Regions from separate parts of the Homo sapiens genome. Here all the other regions are linked to region 2. A link is an interaction called in ENCODE POLR2A ChIA-PET data of the cell type or tissue named here. Cell type or tissue: GM12878. All regions are shown on one strand. Links, peaks and the distances in the headings refer to the core of each region. The heading gives the core; the rest is flanking DNA.

Region 1 (4,841 bases), core at 1,028-3,527, 100 kb after region 2:
GAAAGAGACCAAGCTGGAGTAACATGATCCCAGGGAATTGCAAAACAAGCCAAATTTGGCTTTTTCTCTCATCTACTCTTCTCTGTGCTGCCTCCCTGGTCCTGCTCCTCAAACTGCAGACCTGGTCATTACCATTCTTAGCTTCCTCATGCTCAAACTCTCTCTCCTGATTCTTCAGGCCCAGATATTAAGCTGATATTAAAAATTAAAACAAAAAAGGTCTTATTCTTGGCAAGTCAATTTCTTCTTTGCTAGGTAACATACATTCATTTCACTTTATTTATTTATTCATTTGAGACAGGGTCTTTCTTTGCCACCCAGGCTGGAGTGCAGTGGCACAATCACAGCTCACTGCAGCCTCAACCTCTTGGGCTCAAGTGATCCTATGGCCTCAGCCTTCCAACTGGCTGGGACTACAAGGACACATCAACATGCCTGGCTAAATTTTTATTTTTTGTAGAAATGGGTTCTCTCTCTTGCCCAGGCTGGTTTTGAACTCCCAGGCTCTAGCAATCCTCCCACCTTAGCCTCCCTAAGTGCTGGGATTACAGCCTCACTTCCCTATAGGCTTTAGAGCTAATGCCCCTGTTTTAATTCCCTAATCCAAAAATACCAAATACAGTTCATCTCCTGTTAATTCCAACCGATTGGTAGTGGGCCCTAGAATGGTGAGCTGATAAGGATTCTGAGGCCATGCATGGGCTCAGTGGTAAAGATTGCTGGGGCCAGGAGCCGTGGCCCATGCCTGTAATCCCAGCACTTTGGGTGGCTGAGGCGGCTGGATCACCTGACGTCAGGAGTTCCAGACCAGCCTGGCCAACATGGTGAAATCCCATCCTTACTAAAAATACAAAAATTAGCTGGCATGGTGGCAGGTGCCTGTAATCCCAGCTACTTGGGAGGCTGAGGCAGGAGAATTGCTTAAACCTGGGAGGCGGAGGTTGCAGTGAGCAGAGGTCACGCCACTGTACTCCAGCATGGATGACAAGAGCGAAACTCTGTCTCAAAAGAAAAAAAAAAGAGTGCTGGAATGGATGAGTGGTGGTCCTCTGGGCATAGACATGTCTGCTATACATTTGTCATTTCTGACCTCATAGGAAGTGCTTGCAATGGTAGGAATCTCCCAGACAGGCAGAAGAAAAGGATCTACCATAGCAGTCCCCTATGACCGATGCAGTAAAGGAAGTCAGACTATGTGGCATTCTGCAAATTGTGTAATTTAAGAAGCTTTAAACTCTACCATGTGCAGAGATAGTTAAGGCCAAAAACGCTATACAGCGTATACAATGTTCTTATGAGGGTTTTTCATTGTTGCTGTTTTTTGAGATGGAGTCTTTTGCTCTTATTGCCCAGGCTAGAGTGCAATGGTGAGGTCTTGGCTCACTGCAACCTCTGCCTCCCGGGTTCAAACGATTCTCCTGCCTCAGCCTCCTGAGTAGCTGGGATTACAGGCATGCACCACCACGCCAAGCTAATTTTTTTTTATTTTCAGTAGAGATGGGGTTGCATCATGTTGGTCAGGCTGGTCTCGAACTCCTGACCTCAGGTGATCCACCCACCTCGGCCTCCCAAAGTGCTGGGATTACAGGAGTGAGCCACCATGCCTGGCCGAGGTTTCAACTCACTTATATTACCTAAAAAGTACTGTTCTATTTTTATATTATTTCATTGTTTTGTTCAAAAGTAAAGGTTGGAGCTATATCTTTTGTTCCTAGTTATAAATTGGCTAATTACTTACTGTCTTCTTTTCTCTGTAGAGTCCCAACTAGACACATTATTTTAAATTTCCCTTTCTAAAAACAATGTTATCTAATGTCATCACCTAGCTACTACATACCACCAAGCTGAAAATACCAGAAGAATTGAAAAGCAGCTGGGTGCAGTGGCTCATGCCTGTAATCCCAGCACTTTGGGAGGCGGAGGCGGGTGGATCACAAGGTCAGGAGATTGAGACCATCCTGGCTAACACGGTGAAACCCCGTCTCTACTAAAAAATACAAAAAATTAGCTGGGCGTGGTGGGGGGCGCCTGTAGTCCCAGCTACTCGGGAGGATGAGGCAGGAGAATGGCGTGAACCAGAAGGCGGAGCTTGCAGTGAGCCGAGATCACACCACTGCACTCCAGCCTGGGAAACAGTGAGACTCCGTCTCAAAAAAAAAAAAAAAAAAAAAAAAAAAAAACAAACAAACAAAAAAAAAACCACAAAGAATTGAAAAGCAATCTTGATTTACCATGTAGTTACAGAAATATTAAATATTTGAGAAACAAATGACATCATTTCTTGAGAAAATTAGGGTATAAAAAAGTGCTCTATTTTACAGAACTGATGTGTTTCCAAGCAAGACCAGGAGCTACATTTTCATAAAAAGACATAAAATTTGCATTTGTTTTCTATTTAGTTTGCAGTGGTGCTGGAGAGACCACTGAAAATGGCAGAACAGCTACTATTGCCAATGTTCTTGTGGCCACTGCTGAGAATTTTGTCCTTGTCGTTAAAGAGGAAGCTGCTTCCAAGACTGTTCTCTAGAGCTTGACTAAGTAACCACTGTCAGTGTATTAAAACCACATTACCAGCACAGGGGAGCTCCCTGCCTCCACTGTCAGAGCTACCACAGTCACCATGTGCTATAGTTTGGATCTGTGTCCCTGCCCACATTTCATGTCAAATTTTAATCCCCAGTGTTGGAGATGGAGCCTGGTGGGAGGTGATTGGATCACTGAGATGGTCCTTCTTGAATGGTTAGCACCATCCCTTTGGTGCTGTTCTCATGATAGAGTTCTCGTGAGATCTGGCTGTTTAAAAGTGTGTGGCACCTCCCCTCTCTCGCTCTTGGTCCTGCACCTGCCATGTAAGATGCCTGCTCCCACTTTGCCCTCTGGCACCATGATTGTAAGTTTCTTGAGGCCTCCCCAGAAGGAGATGCTTCATTGCTTCCTGTATAGCCTGTGGGACCATGAGCCAATTAAACCTCTTTTCATTACAAATTAACCAGTCTCAGGTATTTCTTTTTTTTTTCTTTTTTTTTTTTTTTTTTGAGACGGAGTCTCACTCTTGTCCCCCAGGCTGGAATGCAGTGGCGCAATCTCAGCTCACTGCAACCTACCCCTCCCAGGTTCAAGTGATTCTCCTGCCTCAGTCTCCCAAGTAGCTAGGATTACAGGTGCCTGCCACCACACCCAGCTAATTTTTGTATTTTTAGTAGAGATGGGGTTTTACCATGTTGGCCAGGCTAGTCTTGAAGTCCTGACCTCAGGTGATCCACCCACCTTGGCCTCCCAAAGTGCTGGGATTACAGGCGTGAGCCACCACACCCGGCTTTTTTTTTTTTTCTTTTTTTTTTAGGCATAGTTTCACTCTTGTCATCCAGGCTGGAGTGCAATGGTGTGATCATGGCTCACTCCAACATCTGCCTCCCAGGTTCAAGTGATTCTCCTACCTCAACCTCCCAAGTAGCTAGGATTACAGGCATGCACCATCATGCCCAGCTAATTTTTGTATTTTTAGTAGAGACGGGGTTTTGCCATGTTGGCCAGGCTGGTCTTGAACTCTTGACCTCAGGTGATCCACCCACCTTAGCCTCTCAAAGTGCTGGGATTACAGGCATGAGCCACTGTGCCCAGCTCAAGTATTTTTTTTTTAAAGCCTCACTTTGTTACCAGGCTGGAGTGCAGTGGTGCCATCTCAACTCACTGGAGCCTCCACCTCCCGGGTTCAAGTGATTCTCCTGCCTCAGCCTCCCAGGTAGTTAGGACTACAGGTGCATGCCACCATGTCCAGCTAATTTTTGTATTTTTAGTAAAGATGGGGTTTCACCATGTTGACCAGGATGGTCTCGATCTCTTGACCTCATGATCCACCCGCCTCAGCCTCCCAAAGTGCTGGGATTACAGGCGTGAGCCACCATGCCTGGCCCAGCTCAAGGATTTCCTTATAGCAATGTGAGAATGGACTAATACAGAAAAGTGGTACTGAGGAGTAGGGCATTGCTATAAAGATAACTAAAAATGTGGAAATGGCTTTGGGACTGGGTAATGGGAAGAGGTTGGAAGAGTGTGGAGGGCTCAGAAGAAGACAGGGAGGTGAGGGAAAGTTTGGAACTTACTAGAGACTTGTTGAATGATTGTGACCAAAATGCTGATGGTGATATGAACAGAGATGGCCAAGCTGATGAGTTCATGAGTTCTCAGATGGAGATGAGGAACTTATTGGGAACTGGGGCAAAGGTCACTTTTGTTACACCGTGGCAAAGAGCTTGGTTGGATTGTGCCCCCGTCTAGGGATCTGTGGAACATTGAACTTGAGAGTGATGACTTAGAGTATCAGACAGAAGAAATTCCTAAGAAGCAAAGTGTTCAAGATATGGCCTGGCTGCTTCTAACAACCTATGCTCATGTGCATAAGCAAAGAAATGACATAAACTCAAAGTTACATTTCAAAGCAAGGCAGAGCATAAAAGTTTGAAAAATTTGCCTCTGAGCCATGTGGTAGAAAAGAAAAGCCCATTTTCAGGGGAAGAATTCAAGCCAGCTGCAGAAATTTACATAAGTAAAAAGAAGCCAAGGCCGGGCACAGTGACTCACACCTGTAATCCCAGCACTTTGGGAGGCTGAGGTGGGCAGATCACATGGTCAGGAGTTTGAGACCGGTCTGGCCAGCATGGTGAAACCCCGTCTCTACTAAAAATACAAAAAATTAGCTGGGTGTGGTGGCACATGCCTGTAGTCCCAAGCTACTTAGGAGGCTGAGGCAAGAGAATTGCTTGAACCTGGGAGACGGAGGTTGCAGTGAGCTGGGATTGTGCCACTGCACTCCAGCCTGGGTAACAGAGCGAGAGAGACCT
Region 2 (4,841 bases), core at 1,302-3,801:
TTGGAACATATTTCCCATGAGTTTTAAAACATTTTAACTCTTTTCCCCTCCATTTCATCATGAGCTTCCCGTTGGTGCTAAAGATAGTCATAAACAAACTCTGTGGTCTGTCTCTCAAAAAAGAAACATATGCAAATTCCAATTATCATCACTTTTTTCTGAGAATGGAAGAGCTCTGCTTCCTAGAGTGTAATGTTCATTTGCAAATTGCCTTTTGACAGGCGAAAATGGCACATTTGAACTAATGGCCTCTCCTTTTTAGAAACCATTCAAAAGAATTGGGTCGATAGATGTAACATCTGATTACAGAGTGAGTAGCAAGAAGGGGATTTTACCAGGGATCATTGAGCAAGAGTCTCAACATGGCCGAACTTTTTTTACAACTGAAGTCATCCATTAAACTCTAATGAACATGTGCATAACACATTTCCTGTGTAATCGAGACATCAAAAATTTCTGCCCTTTTAGTTAAGTGAAATGAAATGTTTCTCTTAAGTCTGATGAATAAATAGGTTCTTTTAAAAAAAATCCATAAAAGTTTAATTCTGTTTAGGCAATTCCCATTATGAACTTGCTTAAAAATGAGTTGTCTGTCCTACAGCATTTTATAGTGAATGATTTCCTCCTCTGATGAACACAGCAATTACTTAGCTGCGTTCTTAGATATTAAAGCACATTCTCTAGAGTTCAATTTTGGTTAGTTTCATTCCTGATGACATTGGGAATGAAATTTCAGCATAATCTCATGAGGATCCATGGACAGGAAATTGTCCAACAACAAAACTCCAGGGAGGCAGTAAGAGACCAGCTTGCATCTGAAGTTGAAGATGTTGGATGATAGGAGCCTAGAAATCAGCATAGAGGAAGGGACTCCTGGGGATAGCAGAAGAGTCTCCCAGGCAGCCCTCATCTTGGGAAATAATTACCTTTTCCTACCAAAATCCTTAGTGGGTTATTAAGTCCCTCCTTTGTTCGTGGGCAGAGGGCCTTTACAGACTTCAGGCAGTGGGGATTCTAGAAGAGACGTTTTACAGATGGTATCCTCAGAACTCACTCCAAGTATAGGGGACTACAGAACCACATTGCCTGCACTGCACAAAACAGAAACAGAAAAATAATTCAAATTTCCCAATCCAGGAGCCTAAGATCCCTAAGGTTCCATGAAGAGGTTTAGGGGAATCAGAAACTATACTTAAGATTCTCCCCAAAAAACTCATTCACCTGGAGGTTTTGACTTGTCTGGGGGAGTGTGGGGGTTAAAAAAAAATCAAAGATGACAATTCACACCAAAAAACAAATAACAACACACAAGAAACTCACAGCTGTGTTCAAGTGGGAACGCCAGTACTGTTTTAGGAGGAAAGAGGACAAAGGCAACAAACCAACATCTGCTTGCTTGCTATCTGGTACATCACCAAGGTGACAGCAGCTGGGTACAAATCAACTGCTCTTTCTCTTTTGCTAGCCACAAAGCTGCTCACTGTGGCTAGGCTGAGCTTGTCAGGACACATTCATGTGTGATCTAATACACACTAAACACTTAATAAGCAAATCTGAACACATCTCTAGAAGCCCCATGCAAAGAAAAGACACTCCCAAAGAGAGATCAGTCCCAAGAGCTCAACAATTCAAGATTTTACCAAAAGATACCCTGTTACCTCCTAAATTGCCAATTGCTTCTCAAAATTTTACTGCAAAAGGGAAATCATGACAAGAATTCTTAGGGTGGTGGGGGAGAAAAAGCTACTTTTCCTAGTCATTAGTACAGTGTGCCTTGTTAATTAGGTATCTTTATATACATTAGAAAAAGTACTTTACTTGCATGTTCTCATAAAATGAATTCTGAGTATAGCAGAATCATGTTAGATCTGTTCAGATATAAATTTTTACAGCTATATAAAACAGCCTATGTGTACTTTTTTGCCATTTTTAAACATGATTTTTTCATAAGAAAAATAAAGATTACACTACATGTGATGTATATGTAATGGATTATTATGCCAATAATTTTGGTCTTTAACATACTTCTTATTCATTAGGAGCAGATGGGGGTACCCAAGATTTCATATTAGGACTTTCTGTCCTGAATTTTGATTGAGCAAAATCTGGAAAATGTGAAAGCCTATTTAGATTTTTATATATTCTCTGAAATGTGATTTCCCAAGATTCTTACATTTGACCCTCTTGCAATAATTTTGAATGAGATCTCCCAACTCGCTTCAGAGAATAGTTTTCACAGATATCTTTAGGCCTTCATTAGAAAGTATTTTCCCCCTGTTGGTACATTTGGTGACCTCATTTTGCTGTTTGTTTCAGATTATGAATGCTCACAAGGATGTCTGTAGAATCATTTGCTGAGTCATTTCCTCAAATCATATTCCATTATATCAGTTAACATATAGTTTTAAATGCACATATTACAAATATCTGTAACCAAATCATCTGAAGGCTTCATAAATTTTTAACAAAGTTTGTCCATTTTTAATGAAAGTTACTAGTAATGCTTTACTAAGCAGTGCAATGAATTTTTTATTTTCAATCCTTGTGCCCGATTTTGGAGTTGAGGGGGTTGTTGGTAATAAATGCATGACGTATACTTTAAAAAATATTATCCCCTTACTTGTTGATTCCTTCAATAAGTGTTTCTCAAAGGCCTATGATGTATGAGGTACTCTGCTAGGTCCTGGAATTAATCAGCAAATGAGACAGTCATACTGCCTGACCAAACATGAAGCTCACATCTGGAATTATACAACTACTTTCAAAATTAATTATTTAATTAAAAGTGTGGTAAATGGTGCAAGAGAGAAATATAAGATATTAGAAGAGCACATACCAGGGGATATGACCCTGTCTGAAATTCATGGAAGGCTGCTCTGAGGATGTGCTGTAGAAATGGAGAGCCACGGAAGGATGAGTTAAAGCTAACTAGGCAAAATTGTGAAGAACATTACAGACCTAAAGAACAAGAAATGCCATTGTCAATGAGCTGTTGGTGACAATGGCGGTTTTGTAGAATAGAAAGGGGGGAAAGGTGGGGAAAAGATTGAGAAATCGGATGGTTGCCGTGTCGGTGTAGAAAGAGGTAGACATGGGAGACTTTTCATTTTGTTCTGTACTAAGAAAAATTCTTCTGCCTTGGGATCCTGTTGATCGGTGACCTTACCCCCAACCCTGTGCTCTCTGAAACATGTGCTGTATCCACTCAGGGTTGAATGGATTAAGGGCGGTGCAAGATGTGCTTTGTTAAACAGATGCTTGAAGGCAGCATGCTCCTTAAGAGTCATCACCACTCCCTAATCTCAAGTACGCAGGGACACAAACATTGCGGAAGGCCGCAGGGTCCTCTGCCTAGGAAAACCAGAGACCTTTGTTCACTTGTTTATCTGCTGACCTTCCCTCCACTATTGTCCTGTGACCCTGCCAAATCCCCCTCTGCGAGAAACACCCAAGAATGATCAATAAAAAAAAAAAAAAAACAAAGAACAAGAAATGCAAAGGCCCTCAGGTGAAAAGAAGAATGGCACTCTCAAGGAACAAAGACAAATCAAAGAAAGCTAGGTGCTGGAGCACAGGTGATGAGCCGGTGAAGAAAGGAGAAGACCGAGAAGGTTGGAGAAGACCGAGAAGGTTGCCAAAGTTTGGGAGCTGGGGGAGGGGAAATGGTTGCCTATTAAATTTTACAGGTAATTTAAGTTGTATTAATTGTCATCAAATAACAAATCCAACTATACAAATAACTATAAAAGACTCTATGGAGGGCTCCCTTTTCCACCTACCCTTTGCTTCAGTCTCATTTTAGAGGTAAGCACTATGAACAGCTTCTGCAAGAAGCTGGGAGCTTAAAATGGCTATCAGTGATAAAGGAATCAGGGCCAGATGCGGTGGCTCATGCCTGTAATCCCAGCACTTTGGGAGGCCGAGGCGGGTGGATCATCTGAGGTCAGGAGTTCGAGACCAGCCTGGCCAACATAGTGAAACTCTGTCTCTACTAAAAATACAAAAAATTAGCTGGGCCTGGTGGCAGGTGTCTGTAATCCCAGCTCCTCAGGAGGCTGAGGCAGGAGACTCGCTTGAACTGGGAGGCAGAGGTTGCCGTGAGCCAAGATTGTGCCATTGCACTCCAGCCTGGGCAACAAGAGTGAAACTCCGTCTCAAAAACAACAACAACAACAACCAAAAAAAAAAAAAAAAAAACAGGAAAAGAAAAAGGAATCAAACACATACAGGCTACCAGCCCAGGATAGCTATGAATAAGTTTGCCATAACCTGAGACCACTCTTAGAAGAAAATATATCATCTTATCAAACTGAAACTTCAAACCTGCCCCACATGTAACTATGTAGGAAACCTAAGTTAAGAAATTATCATAAAAACCTTCACAGAGAAACATTAGTGAAAGGATATAAAGATCTAAATAAATAGAGGGATGTACCATGTTCAAGGACTGGAAGATTCAAAATTGTAAAGCTGTTAGGTCTTCCTAAATTGATCTATATATCCAGTGAAATTTCAATTCAAAATCCAAGCAGCTTTTTTAAATATGGAAATTAACAAGCCAATTCTAAAATTATGTAGAAGAGAAATAAAACAGAAATAGCCAAAACACTCTTGAAGAACAAGATGAGAAAACTTATTCTATCAGATATCAAGACTTAGCATTAAGACAGGAGGGCATTGGCATAAGGATAGCAAATTGTCTAATGGAACAGAAGGGAGAGTCCAGAAATAGATTCATGGATATATGACCAAAATGATACTACATTAGCTGGGTGTGGTAGTGCATGCACCTGTAGTCCCAGCTACTGGGGAGGCTGAGATGGGAAGATCGCTGGATCCCA
Region 3 (4,841 bases), core at 1,028-3,527, 160 kb after region 2:
ACCTCCTGGGTTCAAGCAGTTCTCCTGCCTCAGCCTTCCGAGTAAGTAGGATTACAGGCATGTGCCACCACACCCGGCTAATTTTGTATTTTTAGTAGAGGCTTTGCCATGTTGGCCAGGCTGGTCTTGAACTTCTGACCAGCCTGGTCCAGCTGGTCCAGTGATCCAACCGCCTCGGCCTCCCAAAGTGCTGGGATTACAGGCGTGAGCCACCACGCCTGGCCTGAAATTTATCTTTTGTTGACGAGTATGTGCAAGGTGTTGTGTCAGTGACTCTGAAGAATTACTACATTTCTTTCCTTATTCTTTCTTTAATTTATTGATCACATATTTCAGGCACAGTTTCAGGTTCTGGGAATATGGCAGTGAGTAAAACAAAAAAAATCCCTATCCTCATGGAGTTTACATTCTTTGTAATCCATCTCACAACCTTATCATGTAGCTGTTACTATCTTAATTTTACCTGGAAGGAAAGTGAGGCTCTGAAAGGTTTCGTGACTTGCCCAAGATTATAGAAAACCACAATTTGAAACTTAGGTACCATTAGCCACTATGCTGTGCTGTCAAAATTGTCCCCCCATGGGGTTCTGTGAAAGAGAACAATTAGTCTCAATGTCTCAAATAGTAGTTGTCACAAATGTCTTTGAAAATCTGATGTAACTATTCCCATTTTTAATTGTGCATGAAATTTTAGGGAATTGACATATTTCAAAGTGCTCATTCTTAACCTGAGCTAAGGACTTCAGGAAAAGAACACTTGAACAGAAAGGTTATGCCTAAAGATCACAAATACGCTATACAAATAACAGGTGCTACAGCTCTTTCCCAGTCCCTACCAGCACCACAAGCCAATTATGTTGCTTATTGAACAGAGTTGTCTTTTCTGCAAAACTAGATGCAACCACACCATCCTAAAAACAGGATAATGGCTGTTGCCAGTCAGTCAGAGTTGGCATTCGCAATAAAAATCTGTTTTTCAGTCTTTTCAAGGCTGGTGTAGTAGAAAGCACAGATTTGAAAAATACTGATTCAAATCTTGACTATTGTACTGTTGGGTTTTTTTTGTTTTGTTTTGCTGTTTAAGGTAACAGAAATACCCTGATAATATCCCCAAACTGGAAATCAGCTGGTGTGAATGGGTAAAGAAAATATCATGTATTCATGTGGTATATTTTAATCAACAGTAATAAATAAAAGGAGCAAGTTACTGATAGATACAATAATATGGATGAACCTGACTCATTCTAGCAACAAATAATAATGCTCATTCATGGATAAATGAAGCAGCTGGGAAAAAGAGTCCCAGTCACCTCACTAAGAAGTGTAGCTCCCACAGCCAACTCAGCCACCTTTGTGAAATAAGAAAGGCATACGTCTCTTAGAAAAATCACCTCTGATAAATGTATAGTTTTTATATTCAGTATTTTAAAATTGTAGTTTTTATGTTGTTTCGGTCAGTTGTGTTATGTTTGGAGGTTTTAGTGAATATATAGTTATGCAGCCATCACTACAACCAGTTTTTGGTGTGTTTTTTTTTTTGAGATGGAGTGTTGCAGTCTCACCGGGGCTGGAGTGCAGTGGCACGATCTCAGCTTACTGCAACCTCCACTTCTCGGGTTCACTCGATTCTCCTGCCTTAGCCTCCCGAGTAGCTGGGATTACATGTGCCCACCACCATGCCCAGCTAATTTTTGTACTTTTAGTAGAAACGGGGTTTCACCATATTGGCCAGGCTGAACTCCTGACCTTGTGATCCGCCTGCCTCAGCCTCCCAAAGTGCTAGGATTACAGGTGTGGGCCACTGCGCCCGGCCCACTACAACTAGTTTTTAGAACACTTCCATCACCCCCAAAAGGTTTCCTGTGACTATATGTAGTCAGTCCCACTCTCACTCCCAGTGGAGGAAGGGTGGAGAATTGGATGCTCATATTTCCTTTGGAGCAGCAATAATGAACAGATTTGGGGTTATTGTACTTCCATTTGTTAGTGAACATGCAACATCAGTTCCTCCTGTGGCTCTGTTTGTACAAGTAGCCTCATCTGTGGGCTTGCATTTCTTCGAAAACAAAGACCTTTTTATTTAGTTTTTTCTAGTTTGTTTGTAAGACTCTGAAAATCTCAACCATTGTAGATTTTTTCGGATTACCAATTTTCCATTTTAGGTTTCCTATTTCAGACCTGAACCCATATACAAAAAGAAAGGCCATCTCTTTACTTTAACTGTTGGGTCTTTGCCAGAATACTTTTGAAAATTTCCTTAAATCAATTTTTATTTTGTATCCTATTGAATCTTTTTGAGACAGAATCTCACTGTGTTGCCCAGGCTGGACTCCAGTGGTGTGATCTCAGCTCACTGCAACCTCCACCTCCCAGGTTCAAGCGATTCTCATGCCTCGGCTTTGCGAGTAGCTGTGATTACAGGCGTGTACCACCACACCCAGCTAATTTTTGTCTTTTTTTGTAGAAACAGGGTTTTGAAGCCGGGTGTGGTGGCTCACGCCTGTAATCCCAGCACTTTGGGAGGCCGAGGCAGGTGGATCATGAGGTCAAGAGATCGAGACCATCCTGGCCAACATGGTGAAGCCCTGTCCCTGCCCCCCACTCCACTCCCCGCCCCCCCCCCCCCCCCCAAAAAAGGGTTTTGCCATGTTGGCCAGGCTGGTCTTGAGCTCCTGATTTCAAGTGATCCACCCACCTCAGCCTCCCAAAGTGCTGGGATTACAGACATGAGCCACCACATCTGGCCGAGTTCTTGATTACCTAAGCTATCCTGGTCAGATACACTGCTCTTTTTTTCCCTTTTTTTTTTTTTTAATTTCCCCAACCTTGCTAGACTGCTGGTCTTACAGGATTTTGGGGAATTAGGAAGTTCCATGGTTGGCAAACTTTCAAAGACAGGAGCAGGTTAATGTTAGCTATAGAAGCACTGTCACTCAAGTGAAGACAGTTGTTGATTGGTTGGCTTTGGGATGTGTCTGTTTAACAGGCCATTTTTGATTGCCTGAGTTTCAGAAGTAAGGAACCCTCATTAGTTGGTTAGTTTGTAGAAGCATATCCTCTGAGGCAAATTGTTATTAGTTGATTAAAATCATTTAAATCAGTTATAGTAGCTTTGTTAACCATGACCCAAAAAACTGTCATTTCTTGATCAGAAGTTTTAAAATCTGTTCTGGTTGCTACCTTTGTACCACTTTACTGACTCTTTAGTTTTTTTCTAGGAATGTAGGAGCCTTTTATTCTCATGTAATGCCCCCACCCTGGAATCCTTGAAGACCTTCTGTCTATTGTTCATATACTGAAATTTTATAATGATAAGCCTTGGTATGGATTGTTTCTTTCTGGATATATTTTGTTTTTATTTCTACTATTTCATCATACTAAACATTCTAAGTAGACGTTTTCAGTCTGGGAACTCATATTCTTCAGTTCTGCCTCTGATTCAAGACCATTTTCAGGTTGTCTGTACGTTCCCCACTTTAGGAATAAATATTTGGTCTTCTGCTTCCTCTACCAACATATTATATTTACCATTTATGTATGCCAGGGCTTGGCCAGATACGTAAATATTTAGGCTCTGTTGTAACTACTTTGCTGTTACAGCACAGAAGAAACCACAGACAATACACAAATGAGTGGATATGGCTGTGTTTGAGTAAAACTTGATGTAACAAAACAGGTGATAGGTTGGATTTCTTTTCAGACCTGTGCTCTATCCTGGATCGGGCTCAAAGTCATGTCTGTAATTCTGTAGTTTTCTTCTACCTCTGAGCATCTTTTAATAAGTCTGCTTATAGGGTGCTCCATACTAGGGTTGTATAGTAATCATTTTAAATAAATCTATTTTCCTGAATGTTTTATTTCTGTGAAAAGCACAGGAATACACAACTTTACTTAGAATTCTTTTTTTTTTTTTCCTTTAATAAGGTACTAGGTTTTGACAAGCTTGCATCATGCGTGAGTATAAGCTAGTCGTTCTTGGCTCAGGAGGCGTTGGAAAGTCTGCTTTGGTAAGTCATTCTTACTTTACCTAAGCCTTTCACTCCAAGACGTTCTTTTTCTGTTGAGTTTTAGGTTTTGATGATTTGTCTTTGTTAAGATAAAATTCCTTAATGACTTTAGAAGCAATATAATATTTTTCTTGTAATTTTATTCAACTTTTAATTATATCTGGGTGGATCATATTCTCTCTGGAACATTGACTCCAGAATGACACGAGTTATGCTGGAATACAATTTGAGCTAAGCACAGAGATTGAGAGCGTACAAATACATGTCTTTTTGCATTCGCATTTCAGAGCCAGATAGGAATAAATTTTGGTCTTTTTATTTATTTATTTTTTTGAAACAGGGTCTCACTCTGTTGCCCAGGCTAGGGCTCAAGTGATCTCAGCCTCCTGAATGCTTGGGACTACAGGCACGTGCCACCATGCCAGGCTAATTTTTAAAATTTTTTGTAGAGATGGCGTCTTGCTATATTGCTTAGGCTGGTCTTAAACTCCTGGCCTCAAGTAATCCACCTTTGCCTCCCAAAGTGCTGGAATTACAGGCATAAATCACCATGCCTGGCTTGCTCTTTCTTCTTATGAATAGTCTTACCCTGTACATTTTATGTTAGAAAATATCAAAGCTTATAAAAAGTCTTCAAATATTACCTTTGACTGTCCAGCTTTACATTTTTTAACGGCACGTTTTCTGCATCAAGGAATGGTATAGCAAGAATGAAGACATAACTGGGTAATGAGGGTTGGGAAAGAGGAAAAACGTAGGGAAAATAATTTGATGAATAGTTCAGAGCTTAGCAAAGCCTCACAAGCAAATAGATTGACCTTCTGTCTCACTCAT

Evidence for each region. Peaks named below come from ENCODE experiments on the same cell type or tissue, not always from the same donor. Only the 100,000 strongest peaks of a DNase experiment are listed, where the experiment ranks them.
Region 1: POLR2A ChIA-PET joins it to region 2 with 6 read pairs; 4 of 35 experiments call an interaction of 5 or more read pairs at or near these places.
Region 3: POLR2A ChIA-PET joins it to region 2 with 5 read pairs; 5 of 35 experiments call an interaction of 5 or more read pairs at or near these places.

The regions. Positions count from the first base shown.
Region 1 is chr12:68,585,011-68,589,851 of GRCh38, forward strand. No RefSeq gene overlaps it. Among named protein-coding and RNA genes, the nearest start is that of RAP1B, 23 kb to the right of the region's middle. RefSeq lists an enhancer at 2,848-2,897. In GM12878, for the core only: no CTCF peak of the experiment used is centred there; a DNase peak (open chromatin) is centred at 2,571.
Region 2 is chr12:68,481,451-68,486,291 of GRCh38, forward strand. No RefSeq gene overlaps it. Among named protein-coding and RNA genes, the nearest start is that of LINC02384, 32 kb to the left of the region's middle. In GM12878, for the core only: no CTCF peak of the experiment used is centred there; DNase peaks (open chromatin) are centred at 1,451 and 2,325; H3K27ac peaks cover 1,511 bases.
Region 3 is chr12:68,644,775-68,649,615 of GRCh38, forward strand. It overlaps RAP1B (RAP1B, member of RAS oncogene family), which reads left to right. Exons shown (of 8, transcript NM_001010942.3): 2 at 3,925-4,007. The coding sequence starts at 3,951. Among named protein-coding and RNA genes, the nearest start is that of SNORA70G, 20 kb to the left of the region's middle. RefSeq lists a silencer at 2,841-3,041. In GM12878, for the core only: no CTCF peak of the experiment used is centred there; no DNase peak of the experiment used is centred there.